Regions from separate parts of the Homo sapiens genome. Here region 2 is linked to region 1. Evidence: read pairs that join two places in POLR2A ChIA-PET (ENCODE). Cell type or tissue: GM12878. All regions are shown on one strand. Links, peaks and the distances in the headings refer to the core of each region. The heading gives the core; the rest is flanking DNA. Region 1 has its middle 130 kb from the start of CCND2. Region 2 overlaps TIGAR (TP53 induced glycolysis regulatory phosphatase).

What was found. ChIA-PET counts read pairs that join two places held together with the same protein. Peaks named below come from ENCODE experiments on the same cell type or tissue, not always from the same donor. Only the 100,000 strongest peaks of a DNase experiment are listed, where the experiment ranks them.
Region 2: POLR2A ChIA-PET joins it to region 1 with 5 read pairs; 4 of 35 experiments call an interaction of 5 or more read pairs at or near these places.

Annotation. Positions count from the first base shown.
Region 1 is chr12:4,139,332-4,155,282 of GRCh38, forward strand. No RefSeq gene overlaps it. Among named protein-coding and RNA genes, the nearest start is that of CCND2, 130 kb to the right of the region's middle. RefSeq lists enhancers at 7,014-7,113, 7,529-8,029, 14,212-14,581 and a cis regulatory region at 14,091-14,684. In GM12878, for the core only: no CTCF peak of the experiment used is centred there; a DNase peak (open chromatin) is centred at 9,300; H3K27ac peaks cover 2,039 bases.
Region 2 is chr12:4,323,193-4,339,005 of GRCh38, forward strand. TIGAR (TP53 induced glycolysis regulatory phosphatase) reads left to right here. Exons shown (of 6, transcript NM_020375.3): 2 at 8,088-8,125; 3 at 13,847-13,968. It also overlaps the pseudogene RPS15P7. Among named protein-coding and RNA genes, the nearest start is that of TIGAR, 9.9 kb to the left of the region's middle. In GM12878, for the core only: no CTCF peak of the experiment used is centred there; no DNase peak of the experiment used is centred there; H3K4me3 peaks cover 958 bases; H3K27ac peaks cover 356 bases.

The sequences.
Region 1 (15,951 bases), core at 7,941-10,440:
CCTTGCCCCGGGGGTGGCATGCAAATATTGCATGCCTTCAGCTGAGTAGGAGATTACTGCCTTGGAGAGAGGATGGAAGGAGATGGCCTCTTAAGCCTCCTCCTACTTGGGTTTCCTGATCTGACCAGTAGAGCCAATGTCTCGTCTCCTACCCTGTGCCTGGGATCAGCTGGAGTACTGCCCTCTCTGAGGCATCTGCTAGCATATAAGAAGGAATCTTTCATCTGGATGTTTTTTAGGGACCATCCTACAAGCTGGCTTTCTAAGGATCTTCCAGCTCTTAGATCCCCTAACTCATACATAAAAACGAATATGTATTTTCTTATCCTTCTGGAAGGAGTCTCAGTGCCCACAGCCCATCACACATATGCACACACACACAGCCTACTGAACACACTGCACATCCTCCCCAGAATGTTGCCAGAGATTTTATCTCATTCACCTGTGATGTGCCCAGCACCTACTATGGAGCTTGGCATATAAAAAGTAGGTGCATAAATAGTATAAGCTAGGCTGAGCATGGGGGCTCATGCCTGTAGTCCTAGAACTTTAGGAGGTCAAGGCGGGAGGATTGCTTGAGCCCAGGGGTTCAAGACCAACCTGGGCAAGATGGTGAGACCCTGTCGCTACAAAAAGAAAAAAAAATTTTTTAATTAGCTAGGCATGATGGCACATGCCTGTGGCCCCAGCTACTTGGAGGCTGAGCTGGGAGGATCTTCTGAGCTGAAGAAGTCAAGGAGGCAGTGAGCTATGATGGTACCACTGCACTACAGCTTGGGCCACAAAGGGAGACCCTGTCTATAAGAATAAATAAGTAACTTTTAAAAGGATGAACTAAATTGAATGCACAGTGCCTGTGGGTTGCTGTAACACTTTCTTTCTCTCTTTACCCAATGAACCCCCTCGCAGAGACTGTCTAGAGTCCCCCAAAGAGCTGGGTTTTGAGGGGTTGAGGTCCTACTGTAAGAGTCAACTGTGCTAAGCACAGTTCACTGTAACTTCCTCCCCACCCTCAACCCTGCCCCCACCCCTTGATCTCCTATAGGCCCATGATGAAACCCCTACCCTAAAATCTGTTTCCTTAAGTTGATGCTGGTGGATCTGGCAGCATCACTCTCCCCTTTCTCCTGTTCTCCCACTTTTCTCGTCTTCATCCTTTCCTTTCCACACTGTTTTCCTTTCCTCTCTCCTTTCACTCTGTTCCTTGTCCTCTCCTCGCTTCTCTCTTCTCTTTCTCCCCCTCTCTCTCCAACTAGAGGGGAAAAAGAAAAGTGTCAGTTTTGCTCCAGCCAAGCAGCTGGGCCCTCAGCCAGTGCCTTCCCTCCAGCTGCCTGATGTAGGATGATCTAAATAAGAAATGTGGGGGTGGGGGTAGTGTCTTCCAGGGACTCCCTTCACTAGCCTCCTGGGTTAAAAAGCACACTGGGGAATCTCTGCCTTTGGCTGGGGCAGCGCCTCTGGCCAGTTTGGGCAACACCCTCCGCCATCATGACTACCGTCTCTGCTGCCCTGAAGGGGACGCATGTTTCCAGGTGACAGGTTTGGAGGCTGCCTTAACTCTTTTTTAGGGAGAACGGGTTCTGCTCCAGGTCCCTAAAATGGTTTGGTTGCCGCAAAAGCCCCAGGCATGGCTGGGAAAGTCCAGATGTGTGTTAGAGGTGAAGTAGAGAGAAGACAAGGGCTTACTTTCTGCATCTACCCAAAACTCCTCAGGGGAGACCCCAGAAAAGAAAGAGCTCAGGGGCCTGTGGGTGGGTGGGAGTGAATGCTAAAGAGGAGACCTGGAGGCCCAGGGAAAAGGTCATGACCCACTAAATACACAGGCAAAAGGGGCCCCACAGCCTGGGTCCCCAGGTGAAAGAGCAGGAAACGGGAATGTCTCCCGGGTCTTGACATGTGGTTGTAATGATCACAGACCCCTTAGGCTCAAAGGGACCTCAGAGGTCATCTCCATCCTCCTGCTTCCTGGTGGGGCTGGATGTAAATTAGTCAAGATGTGCAGGCAGCTCTGTTCTTAAAGGTCCCTGGAGAAGGAAAACCGGGCTCCTTTTCACTGCATATTAGGCTCAGGATCCTGGTGTTGACTTTTTCCAGATCATCCAGAAAGGTCACAGTTTACAAAGGCTACATCCGAAATTGCCCTGTGACTTGGCTGGCTGTCTGGACTCCTGGGCCTTCGGTCAATAGTGCATTGTCATCACAAGTTTCCCACGCAAGAGTTCTTGCTGTCCAGCTCAATTCCTCTGGCTGCTGTTGAGGGTCTGTGCTCATCTCCATGACATATGCAAAGTGCTTAGAATGGTGCTTGGCACATAGTGAGCACTACGTAAGTGTTAGATATTATCATAATTGCTGCTATGGTTGCAGCTTTCAGTGGAGATGGAAATCAGTTACTCATCAGTGTCCTTCTTGAGAGTACCCATTGCCTATAATGCTGTCCTAAAGGCAGAGAGGGGATTTGAGAATCATACATAGCTAAGGTGTCTCCCCTGACCTACCTCCCCAGCCAGGTTATGCCCCCTTTATCCTGTGTGTTCCCAGAACCACATTAGCTGACCTTTTTGAAGGGGCAGTAGTATGGTATAGTCATGGCTAGGGGCTCTGAATAGGGAAGACATAAAATGTATTATCCAATCCAGGATGCTTTTGCAAGTGGGGAAAATGGCTACTGTTAATGAGGTATGCCAACAGGCATAAACCAGAATTTTCCCAGGCAAAGTGGGACACCCATCACCCTAGCTCTGGGTTTGAATCAAGTCTCTACGATTGGTTCTTTGGCAGATCCTGAGCAGTGTAGTTTGTGTCTTGAGCTCAGGTTTTTCTTTTCCTTTTGAGATGGGGTCTCACTCTGTCACCCAGGCTGTAGTACAGTGATGTGATCACAGCTCACTGCAGCCTCAACCTCCCTGGGCTCAGGTGATCCTCCCACCTCAGCCTCCTAAGTAGCTGGAACTATGGGCCCACATCACCACACTGGGCTAATTTTTTTGTATTTTCTAGAGACGAGGTTTTGCCATGCTGCTCAGGTTGGTCTCAAACTCCTGGGCTCAAGCAATCCTCCTGCCTCAGCCTCCCAAAGTGCTGGGATGAAGGTGGGAGCACCTGCTCCACCATTGAGCTCAGGTTGCTTATTAGTATAACATACCAAGGTAAAATTTCTACCCCCTAGGACAGAGGATCTCAGCCTTTGAAGTACGTGAGAGTTTATCAAAAAGCAAGATGCTCAACTCCACTCCTGGAAACTGGTCCAATGGGTCAGGGGGTGACCTAGGAGTCTGCATTTGGACAATCACCTCAAGGGATTCTGGGAGGGGATCTGCAGGTCAACATTTCAGAAACATTGCCTTTGGGTCACAGTAAAGACCATGAAAATAACTTGAGGGGACACCTGGAAGAGCGCGGACCACATTTCTGGAGTAGAGAGGTGCAATGTCTTGCCCATATTCACCCGAATCTAGCAGTAGAGCTGATCCCAGCCCAGGTGTGACAATTTGCAGATATGCGGATGACGGACAGCTCCCAGGTCCAGGCCAGGCACTGCAGAACGTTCTATTCCTGCTGCTCACCTTCCCCCGCCCGCCCGCAAGCTCCACCTGGAGGACCTGGGTGGGGTGGAGCACAGGTTTGCTGAGAAATCTGGCTGAGAGATCTGACCGTTAAATGGGTTTCATCCTGAAATGACTTTGAGTGAAAACTGAAAGTAAAACTTGAAACCACCCACTTCCCGCTGCTTCCTTCCCTCGAGCGCTGAGTGCAGCTAAGCCACTCCTGTCTTGTAGGGCTTGCTCCTGCCTCGCCCTTCCCAGACCAAGCCCTGAACCCCACTGACGGTCGTGCCTGAGCCCCACCCTTGGCACCACCTCAAGGACTCTGTTCCTCCCCTCCCACTGCCCAGGCGGAAGTCAAAACCGTGCGTACTGCAGAGGAGGCACATCCTTCGAGAACAGCGAACACCCCAGCCTTCTTATCAACCCTGACTCCTATTCATATCCTCACCCTATTTATTAAATAAGAACCAGTTCTTTCATTTAAAAAATGGATCAAAGACGGCTGGGCGCAGCGTCTCACATCTGTAATCTCAGCACTTTGGGAGGCCAAGGCGGGAGGATCACCTGAGGTCAGGAGTTCGAGACCAGCCTGGCCAACGTGGTGAAACCCCGTCTCTACTAAAAATACAAAAAATTAGTCAGGCGTGGTGGCAGGCACCTGTAATCCCAGCTATTCGGGAGGCTGAGGCAGGAGAATTGCTTGAACTGGCAGGTGGAGGTTGCAGTGAACCGAGATAGCGCCATTGCACTCCAGCCCGGGTGACAGAGCAAGACTCCATCTCAAATAATAATAATAAAATAAAATAAATAAAAAGTTATCAAAGACATGTGTAATGACCACAGCCTCCGAGCTGCATATTAAGCATAATGCAATACTGAGTGGGCATCATTTAAGTCAAAAACACAAAATCATAACATTTAAAATACACATTTTACTGTGAAAGCAAGGTACATGCTCACAGCAAAAACTCAAACAGCACAGAAATGGAAGACATAGTTTCAAGAATCTCATCCTCCAAAAGCCGCCTCTTTTAATAGTTCAGCATTTTTTAAAATCCTATATTGTAGTGAGTCTGTGCAGCAGAATTCCTATTGAATGCACACTGTTACCTGAAGCTCTGAGAGGTTAAGTTAACTTGCCCAACATCACTAGGCTAGGACGTGGTAGTGCCACTTGGTGATATCGTGAGACAGAGAGAAAAACAAAAAAACAAAAAAAACGACCTGCTACTAGGGAAAGAGACAGGTGGGATACAACACACTGAGAAGTGGGGGCATTGCCCAGTCTGTTCACACTTGCCTAGGAGACAGGAATGACCTCGGCAGATGCACACATTAGCCAGGAGCCCAGCCTAATGCGTGGAATTAAATATTGAAAGCTGAAATGCAGTTTAGGGATCATGGAGTGGCACCTCTTAATTTTATAGAAAGGAAAACTGAGACCCAGAAAACCAGTGCCAAATAGGCCAGTGATCTTCAAACACTTCCCAAGAAATATGCCAGCCCGGGCAGCTTCAAGGCATCCCTTTCCTGACTTCAGCTTCCACAGTGCTCATTTCTGTCTAGATCTGCCTACTGTCCCGCCTCACAATTGTTCTCCTCTCACTTTACAGAAAAAAATGCACCTCTCACCCATCCTGCATCTTACTACATCCCGGGTATAAATGGTCTGGGGCCTCAAACAAGGGAACAAACAAAACCTTGGCATCAGTAAAGAGCAGCCTTCTTTACTTAAGGCTCTTCTTGCCTTACACATATTTATTCTAAGGTCGAAGCTCCATGGTGGAAATGGGAGTGTTTTGTCTGCCATGGGATACACTGAATTCAGATACAGTGTAGAGCAGGGGCAAGAATGCTGATAATTTCTATTTAACCACCTTACTTCTTCTTTCCTCCTGCAAAAGTCAAAAGAGACCTTGCCTCAAGGAGAGACCTGTGAGAGCACAGCAAGCGGCTATCAGTGTGAACTATCAGGTTGTCACCTGATTTCTTCCAGGAGATAAGCACAGGGCAAGTCCATGCCTTTCCTATCAATCTATCTGAAAATCAGAATTCAGAAAAGAGACGGTTATCCCTAAGGCATATGTGAATTCTTCTTGGCCTGGCTCATGCTCCATCATTTCTCCATGATTTCAGCTCCTAGCCCACTGTCACTCTCTCCAGTCCTATCTTTTGTCTTGGAGATTTTAAAATACAGTAAGCACGCTTCTTGGGACACCTCTTTTCCCCTGCCACACTGTATCCACCTCCCCCATGGTCCACACACTAGACCTTGTTATTATCAATAATTTCAATCCCACTGTAACCTCAATTTCCGGCTCTTTTTTTTTTTTTAGACGGAGTTTTGCTCTGTCGCCAGGCTGGAGTGCAGTGGTGCGATCTCAGCTCACTGCAACCCCTGCCTCCTGGGTTCAAGCTATTCTCCTGCCTCAGCCTCCTGAGCAGCTGGGATTATAGGCGCCCGCCACCATGCCCAGCTAATTTTTTTGCATTTTTAGTAGAGACAGGGTTTCACCATGTTGGTCAGGCTCGTCTCGAACTCCTGACCTCGTGATCCACTAGCCTCCCAAAGTACTGGGATTACAGGCGTGAGCCACCTCACCTGGCCAGGCATGCCACTCTTTAATCCCACCTCCTGCCTTTCCAGCTGACCCCTCTAGAACCTCAATTCCACTCAGCCTTGGACCCCACCAGATCCTGCCATCCATTGATATTATCTCTTCTTCACTGGCCTCACTCCCTCTCCCCTTCTTACTACCCACCTTCAATTTCATGGCCAGTCATTGTGATCACCCCCTTGCACACCTCCTCAATTCCTTACCTTTTCTTGCTTTACCACAGCAAGATATGAGCTGAGGAGCATAAGGCAGCTGGCAGAGGTATCAAGACCACCATAATGTGTGAGCATTCCTGGGTGCTCCTTGGAAACGCTGGGGGTCCCTAGAGCTACAGGGGATAGGGAATGCCAGTTGATGTTACTAGGACACGAAAACAAAGCATGCTCCCTGAAGGCTGAAGAAATGGGGGAGTCTTGGGTTACATGAGGATTTATGAGGACCCTAAACTATCCCTGGAGGAGACCCAGCAACTGTGCTTAGTGGTTCCCCTGAAGTTAGTACTTTGCAGTTCAGCCTGCCTAGAAACCCACCACCATCGCTCATCCTTTCTCGGGGCACAGCTCCAAGCGATAGTGACTCACTTCTCAGTGTACATCTTGTACTCACACTTTCCAAGAGAAAGTGTCCGATGGAGTCACCGTGTCACTGTCTCATGGGGAAGACCCCTATGGAACAGAGTGTTTTGCCAAGCCACCTCGAAGGAGTCAGACTACTTTCTGGCTTGGGTGCCAATCCCTTGGTCAGCTTTCTGCAACCTGAGTGGCAGAACTCATAGCACAGGACATGACCACTGGCTGTGGAAGGTGCTGCCTGTGACAAGTGAGTTGTGGTCCTCAGAGCATCCTAGATCACACTGGCTCACGCTCAATTCTGAGAACCAGCTCTTAGTTTCATCTTTCATTAATCCAGGAACTCTGTACATTCACCTTCAAGGGGAATTTCGCTGGCAGTCCCCAGGCTCAGAGGCTGACTCGTGATGTCTCGATCAGACACAAAAAAAGGTACCTGTTCCACTCGCCTCCCCACACAGTGATTTCATGTGCAAAACCTGTGAGGAGAGTGTGATGGGAAACTTCATGTTCTGTTTCCAGTTCTGAGCTTTATTGTGAAGAAAGCAGATGGATGTGGGTTCAAATTCTGGTTTTATCTCGTCAGCTGTCAGACCCTGCGCAGTTTACTTAGGCTATCTGAACCTCCATCTCCTCATCTGTATGGGGAGAATGATGTTTACCTTTCTGAATCTTAGGGAGGTTTCAATGACTTGTATTTAGCACCCTGCCTGGCAAGTTAATACCAACACTTGTCTGTTGACCCCAACTCCCTCTGCATATGCGTATGCAGAGACACAAACGAATCCACAGAAAAGATTCTGTTGCTATTTGCCGAAGCTAAAAACCTTGAGAACCTCTATTGCTACTTGTCCTAGAGAGAAGCTCTGGGTTCAAGTGTCAGCCTTGTACTAAGCAGTGCTGACCCTTGATGGTATCACTCTCATTCTCCAGCCCTCCATGTTCCTCTCTGTAATATTGGACATGGAGTAACATTGAAGGGGAAGTTCCATATTTTTGCAGCCTAGCATCCCAGGATTCAAAGAATCTGATTAATCCAACACGCCTCTTTTAAAGTTGAGAAAACTGGTTATGTAACACCCAGAGTGGAAATAGGAAGTGAGAGGGGCAGCATGTAGGAAATGCAAATGATGATAGTGGACCGGGAGTAAGGGAGAGTGCCCCTGAATGGGGTTCAAGGAATGAAGCACTGACTGCTTCTCTACCCCTGCAGGGGGGCTGCTGTCTGTCAGCCTTCCTCAGTCCCATGCCTGCCACAAGCACCTGCCCATGCGAGAGGTTCCAGGCGTCTCTGCCAACCTGACCCCACAGCCAGTGCAGAATGGCCTTCACGCCAGGGAAGCATGACCACAAAGAGGTCAAGTCAGAAAATTATAAGACCCGAATTCTAGACACGTTCTGCCATCATAGGTGTGACCCTAAACAGGTCAGCTCCAGTTTCCTCATTTGCAAAACAAGGATGGCAAAGCATCCACTGCCCCGCACCAGGCTGTTGTGCAGAGGAAGTGGGCTAAGAAGGAAGATATCTCCTTGTAAACTTCCATGCCCTACACAAAGGTTATTGTTCCTTGCTGACATTGTCTTCCCAATTTGTTTCTGAGCTTCTTCAAGACAGGGAGCTGAAATCTTATATGTCTCATAACTAATTAGCTTCTACTCAGCGAATCTTTATTAAGCTCCAGGCATTGTGCTCAGCTTTTTATATATTATTTTCTCATTTAATTTTCACTTACAACATTATGGGACGATTATCTTCATTTTCTAGATGAGGAACTAAAATCAGAACTTCTATCACTGGCCCAAACACGAGTAGTTAGTAAATGGCTGAGCCAGGGCTTTTTGTAACTTGATTTTCATAATTTTATTGGTTCAAAATTCATGTACAAAAGTTTATACAATGAAAAACCTCTCTCCCATCCCTTTCCCCCAGCACGGCCACCTTACCTCAAGGCTACCAGGATACATCAGACGTATCACTCCAAAAATTATTCTTTACATATACATTCTTTCTTTTTCTTTTTGTACAGAAGGGGTCTCACTCTGTCATGATCATAGCTCACTGCAGCCTCAAGCTCCTGGACTCAAGCAATCCTCCCACCTCAGCCTCCCAAGCTGCTGGGACTAAGGCACACACCACCTTGCCCAGATCTGCATATACATACTAATATGTATAAATATTTTTTGTATACCCTTTTACCCCAAATGGTAACATATTATTGTTTTGCACTTTGCTTTTATACTTCATAAATCATTTGAAGTCTGTTTCCCTCTCTTTCTCTACATGTGCAAGACTTTGAAACTGGATTTTTAAAGTCCTGTGCTTTTATCAGAGCCCATCGCTGGATGACAGCCTTTAGTTAAGGTGGGTGAAGCTGGGGCCAGGGGATGTTAATGCTAGAAGAAGACTTAGAGATCATGGGATCAGCCTCTTCCACTGCAGGTGAACACACGGATGCCTACAGAAGGGAGGTGATCTCATTAAACTACTGCTGCCAGCACTACCCCCAAGAATAGTTGGGTGAGCCCACAGACGGTGGCAGATCTTGGCAGCCAGCCCAGAGTGCCTCAGCCCAGTGCCCTGGGCCACAGCCTATTAGGGAGAACCCCAGGCCTGGCTTCAGTTCCTCTTAACAGAGAGAAATCTGGGTGTGTGCCCTTGGCCCATAGAGACCAAGTTCATGTTGAGAGGCACCTGAGCCTCGGCTCCAGCTTCTCCCCTGGCCTCCCATTTGTGAAGGTAAAGTTCCCATAAAGCCAGTCCAGGGAGAGCAAAAGAGAGCCTCAGAGAACTGGGGGCTAGTGAGCGAGACTCCGCAGTAGACCCAGGGGTCCACTCCCTTCTCTGGGTCTTGATCCTCCAAATTTCCCCCATTTACATGGTAAAAAATTCATAGTTATACTTGAAAGGAGCTTCCATAGCATGAAATTCAAAGAAGATTTAAAGTAACCTTTCTTTCTGAAATAGAACTACATTTAGAGAGAACATCCTATATAGATTTAACCTTGAGGCTGGAAGATTGAAGGACAGGATTTCCCCTTGGGAAGCCCTGAAGGAGTTCAGGATCTGAGGGATAGATGAGACACCATTTTTCCAGGATGGTTTAGGGACCATTTTGCTTGAAGATCAGAGATGGCCCGAAACTCAGTGGTTTCGAGACTTTTGCCATTTGGTAGATCAGCAAAACTCGACACACACAACAAATTTAAGGACCAACAAAAGGCTGGCAACTTTGTATTTTGCCAAATAAGGATCTATGTATGGAGAGAGAGAGATAAAGAAATACTATTTGCTTTCACTGTTGTTTCACAAAGAAAGACGTTTTATTTATGTATGTATATATTTATTTATTTATTATTTTATTTTTTATTTTTGAGACGGAGTCTCGCTGTTGCCCAGGCTGGAGTGCAGTGGCACGGTCTCGGCTCACTGCAGGCTCCGCCCCCCTGGGGTTCACGCCATTCTCCTGTCTCAGCCTCCGGAGTAGCTGGGACTACAGGCGCCCGCCACCACGCCCGGCTAATTTTTTGTATTTTTAGTAGAGACGGAGTTTCACCGTGTTAGCCAGGATGGTCTCGATCTCCTGAACTCGTGATCCGCCCGCCTTGGCCTCCCAAAGTGCTGGGATTACAGGCGTGAGCCACCGCGCCTGGCCGTATATATTTATTTTTAACTTCTTTTTTAGGTTTGGGGGTACATGTGAAGGTCTGTTATATAGGTAAACTCATGTCACAGGGGTTTGTTGTAGAAATTATTTTATCACCCAGATATTAAACCTAGTATCCAATAATTATTTTTTCTGCTCCTCTCCCTTCTCCCACCCTCCACCCTCAAGTAGACCCCAGCATCTATGTCCTTCTTTGTATTCATGAGTTCTCATCATTTAGCTTCCACTTACAAGTGAGAACATGCGGTATTTGGTTTTCTGTTCCTGCATTAGTTTGCTAAGGATAATGGCCTCCAGCTCCTCCGTGTTCTTGCAAAGGACATGATCTCATTCTTTTTTATGGCTGCATAGTATTGCATGATGTATATGTACCACATTTTCTTTATTCAATCTGTCATTGACGGGCATTTAGGTTGATTCCATGTCTTTGCTATGGTGAATAGTGCTGCAGTGAACATACACATGCATGTGTCTTTATGGTGGAATGGTTTATATTCCTCTGGGCATATACCCAGTAATGAGATTACTGGGTCATTTGGTAGTTCTGTTTTTAGCTCTTCGAGGAACCTCCACAGTGCTTTTCACAATGGTTGAACTAATTTACAGTCCCACCAACAGTGTATAAGTGTTTCCTTTTCTCCACAACCTCACCAGCACCTGTTATTTTTTGACTTTTTTTTTTTTTAAACAGAGTTTCACTCTTGTTGCCCAGGCTGGAGAGCAATGGCGCGATCTCGGCTCACTACAACCTCCGCCTCCCGGGTTCAAACGATTCTCCTGCCTCAGCCTCCAAGTAGCTGGGATTACAGACATGTGCCACCACACCTGGCTAATCTTGTATTTTTAGTAGAGACAGGGTTTCTCCATGTTGGTAAGGCTGGTCTCGAACTCCCGACCTCAAGGGATCCACCCGCCTTGGCCTCCCAAAGTGCTGGGATGACAGGCATGAGCCACCGCGCCTGGCCTGACTTTTTAGTAATGGCCATTCTGACTGGTGTGAGATGGTATCTCATTGTGGTTTTTGATTTGCATTTCTCTAATGATCAGTGATGTTGAGATTTTTTTTCATATGTTTGTTGGCTGCATGTATGTCTTCTTTTGAAAAATGTCTGTTCATGTCCTTTGCCCATTTTTTGATGGGGTTGTTTTTCTCTTGTAAATTTGTTTAAGTTCTTATGGATGCTGGATATTAGACAAAAGGACATTTTCATAACAAAAAGCAAACTATAATCTCAGAATAAAGATATCCTTCAACAAACGTTTTCCACCCACATGCATAGTCTTTATTTTTTCTCAGACCAGCAAATATGTCATTGAGAGCCTTCAGCGATCTACCATGGCCTCTCATTTAGGAGTGACTGAACTTGAAGATGTCAAGTAGGCACTCTTAACCAATTGTCTATTTTCTTAAATTATTCTTACTCTTGGCTGGGCGCAATGGCTCACACCTGTAATCCCAGCATTTTGGGAGTCTGAGGCAGCTGGATCACCTGAGGTCAGGAGTTCAAGACCAGCCTGACCAACATGGTGAAACCCCGTCTCTACTAAAAATACAAAAAATTAGCTGGGCATGGTGGCGCACACCTATAATCCCAGCTACTCAGGAGGCTGAGGCAGGAGAATCACTTGAACCCGGGAGGCGGAGGTTGCAGTGAGCAGAGATCGTGCTACTGCACTCCAGCCTGGGCAACAAGAGTGAAACTCCATCCCAAAAAAAAGAAAATTATTCTTAGTCTTTCCCTCCTTTCCTCTTTCTTTCTTTCCTTTCTTCCTTCTCTTCTTCCTTCCTTCCTCCCTCCTTCCCTCTTTTCTTTCTCTTTCTCCTTTTTCCTTCCTTTCCTCTTTTCCTATACAAATATTTACTGAGCATATACTATGTTCTAGTCTACCATCTATTCTTCTACAACACATGTTCCTATAAGAACTCATCCACAGCTAATAAATAGGGAAATTAAGTGCTTATAAAGTGAAAGTTGGGTGGGTTCATATGGATTTTTTCCTAGCAAGAAGAGCTAAAGTAGCAGGAGTAGAATTCTAACCTTCAACAAGAAAGGGAAAAGCCCTCAACTTGGCTTTTGCTTAGGTAAGAGCCCTTTCAGCTCTATTTTAAGAAAATTGCAAATGCATGCCTGCACCTGGGTTTGCTTCCCAGAAAGGCTCATCCTAGGAAGCAGGTTGCACTTCCTCCTATGCCCACCTGGCCCAGAGTCCACTTCCATCTGCACCATCTCAGCACCTGCAACCAGCAGTACCACTCTATAGTTTTGTGCAAGTTTTAATATCCCCAGAGGCAACTTTCCAAAGTAGAATTGTTGCCTGGGCTGTCTAGGTTTTCTCTGAAGGCACCAATTACTGTTTTTATTAGTGCTCTATTACCGAGTTGCATAGATTTCTCAGGCCTGCCCAATCCTATTATTTTTAGCCTGTTATTTTTAGTGTGCAGTTTTACAGAATACAAAGTTTTTCAGGAATGTATGTATTATGTTACAGCACCTAACCTGTACTAAACCAATAGTGCTTATCTTTAACTGAACTAGAGTGTAATCACACCCACAGGATACTAAGCCATAGTTGAAAACAAAAACATAGAGCTACGTGGAAAAATCCCCACTGCAGAGTTAAGTGAACAAAAGCAAGCTGAAGCACAATACATACAGTATGATCTTATTCATGCAGTGAAGGGAAATAACCTTTGTAACAATGCTTTTCATTCTCTATGCATAAAGACACTGTATTCCATATGTCAGTAAATTAAAGGGAAACCTGGTAACAGCTTCGAGTTTAGTGAGAGAGGGGAGAAGGATCCCAGCAACATTGCCCTTAAATCCAGGTCAATGATGTCCTACTCTGGTCCCCTCTGGATCCTTCCCTTGGGACAAAAAGTTCTGCATTTAGTGGCACTTCCCTTTCCAGATCACAGTCCCTGGAAACTGGGACGCCAGAATTCTCTTGCGAGAGACTCCCGAGCCTGCTACATTTCTGGATCCATTTTCCTGACAATTGTTGCCTTTGTGCGCACCCTTAGGTCCAGGGAAGGGGCAGCGGGAAGAGAAGATGGGAAAGCAAGAGACCTCCACTGGTCCTGTTTTACAGGCAGGCCTGGTTACCAGGAGATAGAGTAGGTGCTGTCTGATCCTGCAGGAGGTTTTTTTTGTTTGTTTGTTTTTAGACAGGGTATTCCTCTGTCACCCAGACCGGAGTGCAGTGGCGCGATCTGAGCTCACTGCAACCTCCACCTACCGGGTTCAAGTGATTCTCCTGCCTCAGCCTCCCGAGTAGCTGGGATTAGAGGTGCCTGCCATCATGCCCGGCTAATTTTTGTACTTTTAGTAGAGACAGGGTTTCACCATGTTGGCCAGGCTGGTCTTGGACTCCTCACCTCAGGTGATGCACCCGCCTCAGCCTCCTAAAGTGCTGGGATTACAGGTGTGAGCCACTGCGCCCGGCCTGGTCCTATGGGACTTTATGTGTAAGGTCCAAGTTTTACAGGGAGAATCAGTTTTACGTTGTTTAGATACTTAACAATTAATTAAAACATAACAAAAAATTGCGATACTTTCTACTCATCTGGAAACTGGAACTAACAGGGTCTTTCATGATAATTCTTGATTATGGTTCCTGAGTTCGATGGGGAAAGAAATGGGGAAAATTAAGACATAGAGGGTGACAGGTGTCAGTGACTTCCTACTTTTAAAGAAAGCAGGCTTACTGTGATGGCTGCAGAGGGCTATGGGGTGAGAGTGGAATTCCCCAGAAGCAAAAGCCATAGCAATTAGTAGAATTTCCACCCCACTTCCACCCACTGTCTCACGTCCAGCCCATGGCCTGGCCCCAAGAAGCACCCAGGAAACAGTCCTGAGCAGGCCTTGTATCACACACTTCAGGGCAGTTGGTCAAATCTGTCATCAGAGGCGCCACAGACCAGGGGATTTCCTGTGGGTGGAGTCCTCAGCAAGGTCTTGGCACTATTCTGGGGTGTTCCCCAGCTCCCCCACACTGATTCCAGGAAGCCTGCCTGGGATTATCAGAACTTTGCTATCTTGTCCTCAGCTGCTTTCAACAAAACTGGGTGGGGGCTGGGGATAGGCCACCTGGTGAATGAGCCAAAGGAGAACAGAACCAGGAAGCAGCAGGCCAGCCATCTAGGTGTGTCTACTTATGAGCTTGGGCAAGCCATTTAACTCTGCGCCCCGCCGGTCCCCCTGCTACCTATAAAATTGGGATAATATTCCATCTCAGGGCAACTTCAGAAGGCTGTTGTGAAAATTAAATGAGATAAACAATCGATCTGATTTTTAAAAAAGACCAAAGACTTTGCATAGGCTGGGTGTGGTGATTCACCTGTAGTCCCAGCGCTTTGGGAGGCTGAGGCGGGAGGGTTGCTTGAGCCCAGGAGTTTGAGACCAGCCTGGGCAACATAGCAAGACACCGCCTCTAAAAAAAAAAAAAAAAAGACTGAATATATCTCACCAAAGAAGATACACAGATGGCAAATAAGCACATGAAAAGATGTTCAACATCATATGTCATCAGGGAAATGCAAATTAATACAATGATAAGACACCATTACACGCTATTAGAATGGCCAGCTCCAGAACATAGAAAACACCAAATGCTGGACAGAATGTGAAGCAACAGGAACTTTCATTCATTGCTAGCAGGGATGCAAAATGGTACAGTCACTTTGGAAGACAAGTTTGGCAGTTTTTCACAAAACTAAATGCACTTTTACCACACAAGCCAACAACTGATTGAACTCCTTGGTATTTATGTCCACACAAAAACCTGCACACAGATATTTATAGCAGCTTGTTGTTTTGTTTTCTTTTGTTTTGTTTTGAGATGGAGTCTTGCTCTATCGCCCAGGCTGGAGAGCAACGGCACGACCTTGGCTCACTACAACCTCTGCTTCCTGGGTTCAAGCGATTCTCCTGCCTCAGCTGCCCGAGTAGCTGGGATTACAGGTGCCCACCACCATGCCCGGCTAGTTTTTGCATTTTTAGCAGGGGTTTCGCCATGTTGGCCAGGCTGGTCTTGAACTCTTGACCTCAGGTGATGCACCTGCCTCGGCCTCCCAGAGTGCTGGGATTACAGGTGAGGGCCACCGTGCCCAGCCAGCAGCTTTATTCTTAATTGCCAAACCTTGGAAATAACCAAGATATCCTTCAGCAGGTGAATGGAGCAACCAACAATGGTGCATCCACATAATGGAGTATTATTCAACTCTGAAAAGAAATGAGCTGTCAAACCACGAAAAGACAGGAAGGAACCTCAAATGCATGCTGTGAAATGAAAGAAGCTAATCTGAAAGTTTACATACTGTATGGTTCCAGCTGTAGGACATTCAGGAAAAGGCAAAACTACAGTTAAAAGATTTTCTGGGGATTTGTGGGGAGGGGTGAGAGATGAATAGAGGGCATAGGGGATTTTGAAGGCAGTGAAACTATGCCGTTAGATACTGTAATGGTGTATATGTCACCATACATTTGTCAAAAATCATAAAATGAACAACAGGAGTGAACCCTGATGTAAACCACCGATTTTAGTTAAC
Region 2 (15,813 bases), core at 276-2,775, 180 kb after region 1:
TGAGCCTGGGAAGTGAGGGCTGTAGTGAGCTGTGATTGGGCCACTGCACCCCAGCCTAAGCGACACAGTGGGACCCTGTCTCAAAAAGAAAAAAAAGAAAACTCAGAAGTTGTAGAATATTTGGGGTAAGGCAACCCCTAAAAAGTAAGATGATTCCTATTTAGATTCCTAATAGACAATAGTCATATAAATATGGATTTTATTCCCTTTCTGCTGCTTAAAAAGGGTTTGATTCCGGAGGCCCTCATAGGAATCATTTAAAAAATAAGTCTTAATAAATGATTATTTGCCAGGCACTGTTGTAATTAAAATCTGACAGTTTAGTGAGTTAAGGACTGATATCCTCATTTTTCACATGAGGCAGCTGAGACAGAGACGCCTTGTAACTTGCTTAAAGTCACATGGCAAGTTGAGGAAGTAGGAGTTTAACCAAAGCAACTTTACCACTCACCGTCTTTTGTTTCCTACTTAATTTGTTAAAACCCGGTATTTGTAGATTACTTGAACATCACCAGCCATTTTTGAGGCTACTTTTTAGTCTCTTAATATAATTGTGTGGAGTTATGACAATAGTTTATTTTGTTCTGTTTTATGTGTAGGAAGATGGAGTGAGAGGGCTGGTTCAATGCTTTCCGGTCTGGATCCTCCTGCTTCTTGCCTTCAGAGTTCTCAAAACCAAAACCTGGTGATTCTTTCAGGAAAAGAAGTGATTTTTAAATTTGACTCATTATCACCATAGTTAAATGTAATGACTTTTTGAAGAGTTAGATAATTTTATTGGACTTACCTCTTCAGATAATGCAAAAAAATCTTTAAAGCAATTTAAGTTCAACAGAACCTGTTAGGAATCTTGTGCTGTTCCTGTATGTGGTTTATCTTTCTTCATACTTTGAAATGAAAGTACCAGTGTGTATCATTTCTGGAACAGACTGCCCAAGATTCCAGAATTCAAGTCTATCATCATTGTCAGACTATAACTTCTCATGAGCTTATGGCACAGCATTGTTGAAAACTCCAACACGTGTAGGTTGGCATTACCATCACCTATCCAGCACTACTGAAGGGTCTGGTTCCTTGGAATGTTGTAGGTGTTTGCAGTGAGTCCCCGGCAAAACCATCCATTTAACTTCCTTTTTTTTTTTTTTTTTGGAAATATGTGTGCCTTTATTAGCTGAGCCACTACTTGAGGGGGATGAAGCGGGAGGAGTGGGTGGCCCCGATGCCGGGCCGGCAGTGCTTCACCAGCTTATAGGTGATGGAGAACTCGCCCAGGTAGTGACTGATCATCTCCGGCTTGATCTCCACCTGGTTGAAGGTCTTGCCGTTGTAGACGCCCACCATGCTGCCCACCATCTTGGGCAGGATGATCATGTCCCGCAGGTGCGTCTTCACCACTTCCGGCTTCTCCATGGGCGGTGCCTCCTTCTTGGCCTTGCGCAGGCGCTTCAGCAGCGAGTTCTGTTTCCGCCGCAGGCCCGGGTTCACTTGCGGCCGCTGGCACGCACTGTACAGCTGCGTCAGCTGCTCGCAGGACACGTCCCGTCCCGCAGCTGGTCCAAGTCTGTGCCGCGGTAGGTGAGTTTGCGGAAGGTCCGCTTCTTCTGCTCTACCTCGGCCATCTTGTCGGATCCTCAGAAAAGTTCACTTCCATTTTTAGGCAGCTCGTAAAGCTTTAAAATTTTTTGGCAAACTAAATTTAATATACTTTTAATGATTTAAAAATGAATTAGTAAAGTTTTTTTGTTTTTGCTTTTTTTTTTTTTTGACGAAACGGAGTTTCACTCTTGTCACCCAGGTTGGAGTGCAATGGCATGATCTCCGCTCGCCACAACCTCCGCCTCCCGGGTTCAAGCGATTCTCCTGCTTCAGCCTCCGGAGTAGCTGGGATTACAGGCATGTGCCACCATGCCTGGCTACTTTTGTACTTTTAGTAGAGATGGGGTTTCTCCATTTTGGTCAGGCTGGTCTCGAACTCCCGACCTCTGGTGATCCGCCTGCCTCGGCCTCCCAAAGTGTTGGGATTACAGGCGTGAGCCACCCCACCTGGCCGAATTAGTAAAGTTACTGATAGCAAAACTGATTTTTCTTACTGTACTTTTATTGGCAGTTACTTTTTGTGTAATGCTAATAATTGTTCTGTATATTAATAAAGCAAGCAAAATACTATTAGCTCATCTGTAATTTAGTATTTTTATAAAGCTAATACTTTTATAAAATTTTAATGCTCTATAAAAGTATAAAGATACCTTGTACAGATACTTTATAAAGATCAAAGACAGCCGAAAGTCCTGCAATCCCAGCACTTTGGGAGGCCGAGGCGGGTGGATCACCTGAGGCCGGGAGTTCAAGACCAGCCTGGTCAACATGGTGAAACCCCGTCTCTACTAAAAATACAAAAAATTAGCTGGGCGTAGTGGCACTCGCCTGTAATCCCAGCTACTCGGGAGGCTGAGGCAGGAGAATCTCTTGAACCCGGGAGGTAGAGGTTGCAGTGAGCCCAGATTGCGCCGTTGCACTCCAGCCTGGGCAACAAGAGTAAAACTCGTCTCAAAAAAAAAAAAAAAAAAGAAAGACCACCAAAAGTCTTGTGTTACTAGCTCTTGAAATCTTCTATATTTGCAAATGAATGTATTAGTGTAAAGGAATTAGGACTAAGCTGTATTCGTGATATCAGGTGAGGGTTTACATTTTCATTTACACTAAAGAACAGCTTTCCCATGATTTGTTCCTCCTTTGTAGCACGCTGAGTATTGTGTGTTGAATTTGAATTCCTTAAATGGAATTAAGGGAAATTGAGGTTTCTGTATGATTTTTGAAGAAATGCTGCAGCGTATAAATCCAGGCTAACAAGATATAATGTCTTTTAAGAACTGTGAGATAACCTACAAAATGAATGATGTATATTTGTAGGGCCTATAAATGGCTGATCCTAAGACTTAACATCTTGGCAGAAGCACTCGGATTCCTGCAGAGTCAGGTTTCTGTTTTGGAAATGGACCACACTGCAGATTTTGAAAATGAGTGGTGTTATTCCTGACTCCTTCAAAATATATCCCTCTGACCTTTCAGCTCCGTTCACCTTCTCTGCTGCTATCACAAGTCAGACTTGGTTAAGGGAAATAGATTAATAGTAAAACTGTTTTAGCCATCAAGTTTCCTTTCCCATTCCCCAAACGTACTAATTAAACAGTTACTTCAAGGATTTATATAAACCTCTTAATAAAGCTGATAAAAGCTGTACAACTAAATATTTATGAAAGCTTTTGGAAAAAAATCTATTTTTGGATTCCTACTCTTTAATATTTATAAAGTGATTTGAACGCAAAAATGCCAAATAGAACTAAACTGAATGCTGTGATTGTTAATAATACTATTGAGTCTACAGCAGCCTCTGTTGATATATGGCTAAATGAGTCCTTCATTATATCACAGTGGTTATGCTGCTTTCACTGAAAATCGTTAGATGGTGGGGCAGTACTTTTATGAAACTATCAAATTTCTGGGATTCCATTTTTTATAAAATGACATTTTGACAGTGTAAACCTTTATTTTAATTTGAATCTTTCATTATCTACTTTGATTAAATAAAAATGCTGAGTTACTCTTCAGCAAGTATACAAAAAGTAATCATCTCTGCCAAATTTCTGTGATTTGTAAATTCTGAGTTTTTTTGGTGGCTCTTGCATGATTTCTTGGTTGGCAAATTATTAAATTTCTTCTCACCCCTCATTTCAAAATGAGGGTGCTTCTTTGGCTTTGGCTGGAAATTGTGTTAGCAACCTATAAAAAGAAAAACTTTAGACAAATTAGACTTAGTTTATTTGAGCAAAGAAATGAATCATAAATCAGGCAGCACCTGAACCAGTAAAGCTTCAGAGTGCTCACCCAGTGACATAGGCAGGCAGTATTTATAGACAGAGAAAGGAAGTGACATGGCCAGGCGCAGTAGCTCGCACCTATAATCCCAGCACTTTGGGAGGCCGAGGCAGGAGGATCACCTTAGGTCAGGAGTTAGAGACCAGCCTGGCCAACATGGTGAAACCATGTCTCTACTAAACATACAAAAATTAGCTGAGCGTGGTGGCGCTTGCCTGTAATCCCAGCTATTTGAGAGGCTGAAGCAGGAGAATCGCTTGAATCCTGGAGTTGGAGATTGCAGTGAGCCGAGATCACACCACTGCACTCCAGCCTGGGCTGCAGAGTGAGACCCCATCTCAGAAAAAAAAAAAAAAAAAGAAAGAAAGGATGTGACATATAGAGATAGCCTGATTGGATACAGCTCTGCTTTGCCTTATTAGGACATGTCTGAGCAGTTTGCAGCCCATAATTGGCTGAAAGCTCAGCTGCCATGCATGGTTGGCTGAGACTTGGTTTTTATTACAGGAATATACTCTCAAATTATGTTGTAGTTTGTGTGCATATTAAGTTAGGTGACAGCTCCCTAGGCATGGAGGCAGTTTTAGGCCAGGTTTAAATTAAGGGCTACAAGCCACTGTCTAGCGAGGATGTTACTTGTTTTGTTTTGTTTTTGAGGGCGCAATCTCGGCTCACTGCAGCCTCCGCCTCCTGGGTTCAAGCGATTCTTCTGCCTCAGCCTCCCGAGTCGCTGGGACTACAGGCACACACCACCACGCCCAGCTAATTTTTGTATTTTTGGTAGAGACGGGGTTTCACCATATTGGCCAGGCTGGTCTCAAACTCCTGACCTCATGATCCGCCTGCTTCGGCCTCCCAAAGTGCTGGGATTACAGGCATGAGCCACCGCGCCCAGCCGAGGATGTTACTTATATTGAAATAACAGATATTTTATTCTTGGTCTCAGCAAGATTTTGAGGCTGAGACAGGAAGTGAATCCAATACATGGTAACTATTTTCTAGATTAAAAATGACAGGTTCCCCATGTTTGCCCTGAATGCTTCTGCTTTATCCATCTGAATGGTAGAGGCTAATATCCTCTTTCATGCCCATTTTATAAGATTCTGAATGAATTTTGGAGTGTAGGAAATCTTTTTTTTTGAGATGAGGTCTTGCTTTTGTCGCCCAGGCTGGAGTGCAATGGCATGATCTTGGCTCACTGCAACCTCCACCTCCTGGGTTCAAGTCATTCTCCTGCCTCAGCCTCCCGAATAGCTGGGATTACAGGTGCCTGCCACCACGCCTGGCTAATTTTTGTATTTTTAGTAGACACAGGATTCTACCATGTTGGCCAGGATGGTCTCGGACTCCTGACCTCAGGTGATCTGCCCTCCTTGGCCTCCCAAAGTGCTGGGATTACAGGCATGAGCCACTGCATGTGGCCTAGGTAATCTTTTATTAATATTAACAACAATGATAATGGCAAATCAGTGCTGTTGGTTTTTTACCAAGGTATAAATAGTTCCATGTATTTTTTTTTTTTTTTGGAGACAGAGTCTTGCTCTGTTGCCCAGGCTGAAGTGCAGTGGCATGATCTTGGCTCACTGCAACCTCCACCTCCCAGGTTCAAGCGATTCTTCTGCCTCAGCCTCCCGAGTAGCTGGGACTACAGGCACTCACCACCATGCCTGGCTGATTTTTGTATTTTTATCAGAGACGGAGTTTCACCTTGTTGGCCAGGCTGGTCCCGAACTCCTGACCTCGTGATCTGCCCACCTCGGCCTCCCAAAGTGCTGGGATTACAGGCGTGAGCCACCGTGCCTGGCCAGTTCTGTGTAATTTTATTTCTTTATCATACGTTTATTTTTTAAGCTAATACATCTACATATTTAGAAATCAAAACAATTCTCCGTAGTCTTCCTATTCTTCCCCCAACCAATAGGTGGCCACATTTATTAGTTTCATGTTTATCCTTCCATTGTTTCTTTGTGCAGATCCAGATGTTTATTTCCCTCCTTTCTAAAAGGGTAGCTTTCTTTTTATATTACTCTATACCCTGCTTTTTCTACTTAATCATATATCTTGGTGAGCATTCCATATCTTTACATATAATCTCTCTCTTTAAAGGACACATTTACATAGGATTCCATTAGGTAGATATGTCACTGTTTATTTGTTAATATAAATAATGGTTATTCTGGCCATAGTTAAGGAATGAGTTATGGACATTTGGGTTGTTTATAATCTGTTGCTATTAGAAATAATACTGTAGCTAATGATCTTTTTTTTTTTTTTTTTTTTTTTTTTGTGAGACAGGGTCTTGCTCTCTCACCCATACTGGAGTGCAGTGGTGTGATTGCAGCTCACTGCAACCTCTGCCTCCCGGGTTTAAACAATTCTTGTGCCTCAGTCTCCCGAGTAGCTGGGATTACAGACGCCCGCCACCACGCATGGCTAAATTTTGTATTTTTAGTAGAGATGGGGTTTCATCATCTTGGCCATGCTGGGCTTGAACTCCTGACATCGTGATCTACCCACCTCGGACTCCCAATGTGCTGGAATTACGGGCATGAGCCACCACGTCTGGCCACAAATAATCTTTTAAATATGAGTGAATTCAGTTATTCCCAGTAATTGGGTTATTGGATAAAAGGGTAAACAGATTTGTCATTTTGATAGGTATTTCCAGATGACCCTCCCTAGGTAAAAGCACATTCACTGAAGTTCTGTCATTTCCCAGCATTTTCTCCAGGCCCTGGGCATGTTGAGGGTATGCAATCCCTGCTTGTGCCTTTAAGGAACTGGAGCCAGGATAGACACAGAGCTAAAAAGTCAATTAGCACACAGATGAAAACTTATGTTGGTAGTGCCAGGGGACCATGGGAGTATAGAGTGTGGGTATTAAATAGAGTAGGTAGATGGGGAATGGTACTGGGGAGGGAGACTACCTAAAAGAACCAGTCTTGTGTTGGGTCTTAAAGAACATTCATATTGGCCAAATCCAGCAATCTGTATCTTGGCAGAGGTTGGCATACAGCTGTTTTTGTAAACAAGCGGCAAGATTCCAGGATGAGGCCTGAGTTTGTGATTCTGACTTCCAGGTCTGGTAGATTTTTTTTTCTAGATCTGAGTAAATCAGTCCTATGTGACATTTTAATTATTATAAACTAGTGCTTCACTTAAAAACAATGGAGCGATCATTTTCCATCGAAATCAAGGAAATGCAAATTAAAATTAAAGTGAGATGAATTGTTCAGGTACCAGATTGGTACAAATTGAAGAAACCTTCCATCACTGAATCTTGTTGAGGGTGGTACACCACACTACAGGGTGGTGTAACCTGCTATGACACTGGCATTACCTAATAAAGCTGGTATTTGCATACCTTATGGCCCAGCAATTCTAGTGGTAGGTTGGGTCAGCAAACATTTAATTAGTGCTCAAAGAAATTTCAGCTGAATTCTCTTTGATTCTACTTTTCATGTATTTGAAAGTTGCATTATTGTTAACCTATCCTGCTGTCTGTCCAGTCTTGCCCATGCACTTCCCGCCCTTTTCCCCCTCCAGCCTCAGTAACCCCAGTTATTTTCTGACAAAGTTTCCAGTTCTTTTACCCTTCCGGTTGGTTCAGATTGCTTTGATTTGTTTTGGTATTTTAGTTTTTAAAAGTGTAGTACTCAAACCTCAGTTCAGTGTGCAGTTAGTTGGTCTGCGAGATAGCTGTCAGTACTACAAAAAATAACTGCTGAAGACCTAGGAACTAAGAGAAGGCAGGGGGTTCTGAAGGTTTGTGCACGTCTCTCCCATTCCATTCAGATTCTCTTTCACTTGCTCATTCAGTCCAGCAATGAATAGACTGACTCTCACGTTTTTGTTCCTGCTGCCAGTAAGAGTAGTTTTGATCAATATATTTCTTTTAACAAAATTATTTGGCTGAAATGTTATTTGCATTATATTTTTTAGTAGGATTTTCCACCTGCAATTCACTTAAGATTGGTTCCTGATCTACACGTTTTAGTTTGGAGTAGTTTGAAATTCTTAGCTCTTCATTAAAGAAGACAATTGCAAATATTAGTTTAGAATAAATTGTTTTTACAGGTTGGATTATGAAGTGTGTTACAAGTTTCACATGATATTTTTAGAGTATCACCACACTTGATTGCTCATTTTTTTCCTCCTCTCAAAAACAGTATAATTTGGCTAATAAGGTTGTCCTTCTCTTTCTATTTTAGTGGAGAAACAAGATTTAACAAGGAGAAAATAATCCAAGGTTGGTATAATCCGATTGTTATTTTAGCTCTCACCCTTGTGTTAATAAGATGTGTGAGTTAAGCAGATTTGGTGGGGTGGGGTAGACTGGGGGCAGCACTCCATTGTGAATTGGGATTACAGAATCAAAGCATCATAACCACAGAAATATGATCAGGGCTGTTAGTAACCAGGAGGAATAAATCTCTCAAGTGAACTGGGTGTGAAGTACAGGTCTCCAAGTTATTCTTTATGTATGGCTTCAAAGTGGCTCTGTCAGCTGATTAATTATATTGGGTCTGGGTGTCTTAAAATATAAATGTCTGGATTTGAAATTATTTTATATTTGGAAACATGAAGTTTACTGACTGGTGTTAATGGTATTTTTTTCTGCTAAGATGGTTATTTTAATTTTAGTAGTAATAAAGGTTTAAAAAAAGAACTATTTTCACATGTGGTCGTTACTTTATTCTGAAGAGATTCTTTCTCCCTTTTTCTGTTAATTTGGACTCAGATCTTTTATTTGCCCTGTGATCCAGCTAGTCTGGCTTTTTAAGAATATCTTGAACTTTTGGCTAGACATGCTATTTCTGTGCTGTGATTATAAAAGCATTTAGTTTTATTTTTTTGGTTAGGGACTTCCGGGGTTTACAAAAACTGATTTTCATATTCCGTGTGCCTGACTCCCTTTTATGGACAATAACTGGTCTGATTCTCAAAGGAACCTTTGTTTTCAGACGAAATATGCCCCACCCAGGTTATCCTCTGGACTGAAGCCTCTTACCACCTGGCCTTTGGTATTGCTCATTTCTCTTTTTCCTAAGACATTGACAATGGAACGTCAAGAAAGTTTTTGTGTTCTTTTCCTGACCTTGTCAGTTGGATGCTTTAGTTCTTTAAGTTACAGCCTTTTGTGTATAAGCATTCAAGGCTCATGTATTTCTTTTTTTTTTTTTTTTTTTTTTGAGTCAGGGTCTCACTGTGCCGCCCAACCTGGAGTGCAGTGGTGCGAACTCGGCTCACTGCAACCTCCGCCTCCCAGGTTCAAGCGATTTCTCATGTCTCAGCCTCCTGAGTAGCTGGGATTACAGGCACGTGCCCCCATGCCCAGCTAATTTTTGTATTTTTGGTAGAGGTGGTGTTTTGCCATGTTGGCCAGGCTGGTCTTGAACTCCTGACCTCAGTTGATATGCCTGCCTTAGCATCCCAAAGTGCTGGAATTACAGGCCTGAGCCGCCGCACGCGGCCTCAAGGCTTATATATTCCTAAGTACTGTTTTTGTTTGCATGCCCGTAGTTTTGACACGTGGTAATGTGGTAAGCATTCAGCACCAAGTATTTTCAATTCCCATTGAGTGACTTCCATTATAAATGCTTTTGTGTTCTGTCAGTATGGTTTATTTGATGATACTTCTTTGAAATGTGTTAATTATGGTCAGTTTTTATAATTCTTCCATTGTATGCTTCAGAAAAATGTATAATCCGTCATTGTTGGGACTGGAATTATATATAAAATAATCAGCCTTCTTGATTTTGTTTTTCAAATCTTACACACTTTATTAGCTTTATAAATGCACTAGTTTGCCTGCATGTCCTAAATATCAATTTATGAGTGCAGTATTTTTAATTTCCTGCTGCAGTGGCCAGTTTGCCCTTTAATACTTGGAATTCTATCCATTTTTGGTTTCTATGTTCTGCTTTTGTATCGACTGAGGTTACTTTATTAGGCTTATACAAGTTTAAATGATTACATCTTCTGAGTAAATTGGATCACTGATTTTCTTATAGTGGTCCCCAAATCCTTAGTGAGACTTTTGTCATAAAGTCTTATTTTTCTGACAGTAATATAGCTACTTGAGCTGTTTTGGGGATGGAATTTCACTGGTATGTATTTTTCCATCTCATTCCTTTCACTCTTTGTGTATACTCATGTTTAAGTGTTATCTCATAAATAGTATGTAGCTAAATTTTGGCTCTTTTGAAAATATATATAAGTTGTCTTTTTTTTTTTTTGAGACAGAGTCTTGCTCTGTCACCCAGGGTGGAGTGCAATGGCGCGATCTCAGCTCACTGCAACCTCTGCCTCCCGGGTTCAAGCAATTCTCCTGCCCGAGACTCCCGAGTAGCTGGGATTACAGGTTCCCGGCACCACACCTGGCTCATTTTTTAAATTTTTATTTATTTATTTATTTTGAGACGGAGTCTCACTCTGTTGCCCAGGCTGGAGTGCAATGGCGTGATCTCGGCTCCTGCAACCTCCACCTCCCGGGTTCAAGCGATTCTCCTGTCTCAGCCTCCTGAGTAGCTGGGATTACAGGTGCACACTACCAGGCTCGGCTAGTTTTTGTATTTTTAGTAGAGACGGGGTTTTACCACATTGGTCAGGCTGGTCTCGAACTAACCTGGTGATCCACCCACCTCGGCCTCCCAAAGTGCTGGGATTGCAGGCGTTAGCCACCGCGCCTGGCCTAATTTTTGTATTTTTAGTAGAGACGGGGTTTCACCATGTTGGCCAGGCAGGTCTCAAACTCCTGACCTCAGGTGACCCATCTGCCTTGGCCTCCCAAAGTGTTGGGATTACAGGCGTGAGCCACCACGCTTGGCCTAGAATCTGTCTTTTAACTGGCAGTAGTGACTGTTTGCCTTTATTCTGGTCACTGATGTGTTTCGATTTTTTTTCTTTGTTTTTTTTTTCCCCTTCTTTTTATAGTCTTTCTTTTTTTAATCTTACCTGCTTTTACTTCTTAAGTTCTTGGTTTTTTTCCTGTTCCACACTTTCTTACTTTCCCCACTACCTTTCAAATGATGTACCATTTCCATTCTTTTCAAGGTTATCTTAAAATTCTTACCCTCATACCTGTCTTAGCCAAGGCTGCTGTAACAGAGTATCATGGACCCAGTGGCTTAAACAATACACAGTTCTAGAGACTGTGAATTCCAAGATCAGGGTGCCAGCAGATCCAGTGTCTGTGGAGGACCTGATTCCTGGTTTGCGGACTGCTGTCTTCTGGTTAATATCCTCACATGGCAGAGAGATAGATTGAGAACACTTATAAGGACACTAATCCTGTTCATGAGGGCTCCACCCTAGGATCTAATCACCTCCCAAAGGCCTGCCTCCTAATACGATCACATTGAGGGTTAGGATGTCAACATTTGAATTTTGGGGGGACACATTTACTCTGACAATACCTAATAAAGTATAATATTAATATCCCCTCTTCCAAAAAATACAAAGAACTTGTCTAGTCGCTTAGTCCTGTCTTTTTTTAATTGCTTGAGGTAGACATTATTATCTTCATTTGTTTAGATGGCATTTAAATTTATGAATATATTTGCAAGTTTCTCTGCTCCTCATTTGTTTTCGTCTCAGACCATTCCTGAAGTACGTTCTTTGAAAAGTCCTCTAGTGTGTGTAGAGCAGCTGGTGGTAAACATAGTGGCTTCAGTCGGTACACACTTGTAACTGATGATTCTCTCAGCACTTGGAAGATAGCATTCTGCAGTTTTGGTTCCATTTTTCCTGTTAAGAGATTTCTATCAGCTAAATGGTGTTCCATGGTAGGAAATATGTCTTTCTCTGTAACTTCCTTTAAACTCTTCAATTTTGATATTCTTTAGTTTCTCATAATATATCTAGGAGGAATTTTTTTTTTAATGTATCCTGCTTGATGTACATGTGTTTTCTTATTCTGTGAAATTCTTAGCTATTTTCTTTTCATATTCCTCTCCTTCATTTTTTCTGTTCTTTTATTTTTTTGAGACGGAGTTTCACTCTTGTTGCCCAGGCTGGAGTGCAGTGGTGTGATCTTGACTCACTGCAACCTCCGCCTCCTGGGCTCAAGTGATTCTCCTGCCTCAGCCTTCCAAGTAGCTGGGATTACAGGCGTGCTCCACCATGCCCAGCTAATTTTGTATTTTTAGTAGAGACAGGATTTCGCCATGTTGGCCAGTCTGACTTTGAACTCCTGACCTCGAGTGATCCACCCCCTTCAGCCTCCCAAAGTGCTGGGATTGCAGGCGTGAGCCACCATGCCCGGCCATTTTTTTTTTTTTATTCCTTTAGAGTTCCAATTAGATGCATGTTATAGACTGAATGTTTTTCTTCCCAAAAGTTACATGTTGAAATCATAACTCCCAATATGATGACATTAGGAGGTGGGGTCTTTGGGTGGTTATTAGGTCACAAGGGTGCAGCCCTCATGAATGGAATTTATTCAAGAGACACCAGAGAGCTCTTTCCTCTTTGTGCCATGGGAGCACTGAAGGAGAAGTCAGTAGCGTGTAATGTGGAGAGGCCCTCACCAGAACCCAACCATGATGGTACCCTCATCTCAAACTTCCAGCCTCCAGAACTGTGAGAAATAAATATCTGTTGTTAACAAGTCACCCAGTCTGTAGTACTTTGTTACAGCAACTAAGACAAGGCATCGTTAGGAGTTCTCATTCTTTCCTTTAGAACTCTAATATATCTGAGCTATGCTCTATCTCCTTGTATCTGTGCCGTGTACTGGGTAATATCTTCTGCTCTGTCTTTGAGTTCATTAAACCTCCTTTCATCTGAATCTCTGTTTATCCATTGAGGGGCCCTCCAGCCCCCAGCAATCCTGATTTTTATTATTAAAAGATCTATTTGGTTATTTTAGAAAATTGTCTACTTATTTTTGATGCTTACTGTTACTTGCTTATTTTTGTGACTCTGTCTTTATGTTTTATTCATAGTTATTGTAAATTCCCTATTTGCTGATTTCAATGTCTGAAGTCTTGATGGGTGGCTTTGGTTTATGGTAGATTATTTTCTTGTGTGTTGAATCTTTGGCTAAACAATTATTTGTTCTAAATTAGTGGAAAACCTGTTAGCCTCTTTTGAGAATGCTTTGCTCTGAAAAGGATTTGCATTTTATTTTACCACAGGCCTGAGGCTGCATTAAGTCTCCTTACAGGAGCCCTCGCTCCCAAGAATGTTGTGTTTAGTCCTCCCGCTTGCCGTCCCCTCCAGCAGGCCTCCTCTCCCAGCCCCACCAGCGTGTCCTCATAGTCCACCACCTTCATTTTTTTCATGTCGGTATTCACAGTTCAGCTCAGGGCTTTGGGGTTGCTTTACTTTGTCCCTTGGAGATTTTTTGTATGTTCTGTGGGCCCAGCAATGCAGCACACACACACACACACACACACACACACACACACACACACACACACACTCACACACATACACCATTTAGATCTTTAGTAGGAGGTCCCTTCAGAGTGTCCAGCCAACCGTTATCCTGGAAATAGAGGTTTCAAAGCATTTTTAAAATGAAAAAGACAAAGAAATGGAGGGAGGAAGGAAAGAGGAAAAGTAATACCATTATAATACTGAGCATTTGGATGATGGGAATAAAGAAGGAAAAAACTTTTAGATGATGGTCCTACCGCCCCAACACAGTACCTGTAAGATCAGAGCCAATTAATGAAGAGAGGGGCAAACATAAAAGAGGGAAAAGCTAAGACATTTCTATCTCATCATCACCTAATTCCCATTAGGCAAGCATTCTTTTGGAAAATAATTGAATACCTGAGCCTTTAAAGACTTAAAACTTATTTTTACTTGCTAATAACTCCCTGAAAAGTTACGTGGAAGAGTACTTAAAAAATCTTTCATTAAAATTTAGATAAATGCAGCTTATATTTTCTACATGTGATTTATACATCTCTGATATGTAGTTTTGAATGTTATTGTTCCTCTTCTTAATATATCACAGGACAAGGAGTAGATGAACCTCTTTCAGAAACTGGATTTAAACAAGCAGCAGCTGCTGGTATATTTCTGAATAATGTGAAGTTTACTCATGCTTTCTCCAGTGATCTCATGAGGACAAAGCAGGTACATTTATTTATTTATTTATTTTGAGACAGAGCGTCACTCTATGCCCAGGCTGGAGTGCAGTGGTGCAGTCTCTGTTCACTGCAACCTCCATCTCCCGGGTTCAAGTGATTCTGATGCCTCAGCCTCCCAATAGCTGGGATTACAGGTGTGTGCCACCACACCTAGCTAATTTTTGTATTTTTAGTAGAGATGGGGTTTTGCCATGTTGCTGGTCTCAAACCCCTAACCTCAGGTGATCCACTTGCCTCAGCCTCCCAAAGTGCTGGGATTACAGGCGTGAGCCACCACGCCCAGCAACAGGTGAGTTTAGAGTCAAGGTCTAGGCTGATGTGCCAAAAGTCTCAACAATTGTATAATCTTGAAAAATCTGCTACCAGAGTCTGTAGGGAATTAAATCCCAAACAGACATGACCTTCCTCAACAGAACTTATTTATTTTAATTTTATTTTGTACTTTTTAAAAAAAATAATTTTTAAATTAGAGTAGCCTAGAAAAAAAAGTCCAGCAAGAATATAAATAAGCTATTATGAGAGAGAGCAGGGAAAATGACAGGAGAAATTAATCCACTGTGACATCAGGTATTAGGATTACCAGATAGAGTAAGAAACCACTATGTCACTGTAAAGAAATAAAAGACTTGTTAGAAATATCTTCAGGGAACAGATTACTATAAAAATGAAAAACCAGTTGGGCATGGTGGCTCATGCCTGTGATCCCTGCACTTTGGGAGGCCGAGGCAGGTGGATCACTTGAGGTCAGGAGTTCAAGACCAGCCTGGCCAACATGGTGAAACCCTATCTCCACTACAAATACAAAAATTAGCCAGGTGTGGTGGCGTGCACCTTAATCCCAGCTACTTGGGAGGCTGAGGCAGGAGAATCGCTTGAACACAGGAGGCAGAGGTTGCAGTGAGCCAAGATCGTGCCGTTGCATGGTTGGGCTACAGAGCAAGACTCTTGTCTCGAAAATAAAAAAAAAGTAAAATTAAAAACGAACCCAGTCTACTTCTAAAAACTCCATGGAAGGAGAGTTTTGTGACCAACTGTGAGTGAGGTATTGTTGGAATTTCATCTCCCCTATAAACAATTAGAAAATGTGGCAAAATATGTGAAACCACTGTTTTCAGATATTAGACTTTGGGCACTGTGGGCCTATGATGCCTGAATGAAGTAGAACAAAGAAGGTGAGCCCTAGGGAGTGTCCTGGTTTTCTGGCTGAAGCAATTTCCAGACTCTGGTAGGGGAAGCCAAGTAGTGCTTAGAGGTCTCCGTGAGTTAAGGAGACAAAACTTGGAATTTGGGGAGGTTAATTTTTACATAACTTAAATTTGTGGGGCAGAGTAATGGAAGAAAGACGTGGATAGACAAAGAACTCTAGAAATATGTACAAGAATTTCTTTAAATTGAAACATTTCTTGAAACAAATGATAATGGAAACACAATATACCAAAACCTGTGGGATACAGCAAAAATATTAGGGAAATTTTAGCTGTAAGTACCTACATCAAAAAAAGAAGAAAAACTCCAAATAAACATCTAACAATGCATCTTAAAGAACAAGAAAAGCCACTTTGGGAGGCCGAGATGGGAGGATTGCCTGAGCTCAGGAGTTCAAGACCAGCCTGGGCAATACGGTGAAACACCGTCTCCACTGAAATAACAAATCTGCCTGGCGTGGTGGCAGGCACCTGTAATCCCAGCTACTTAGCAGGCTGAGGCATGAGAATTGCTTGAACCTGGGAGGCAGAGGTTGCAGTGAGCTGAGATTGTGCCACTGCACTCCAGCCTGGGCAACAAAGCAAAACTTTGTCTCACAAAAAAAAAAAAAAAAAAAAAGACAGAA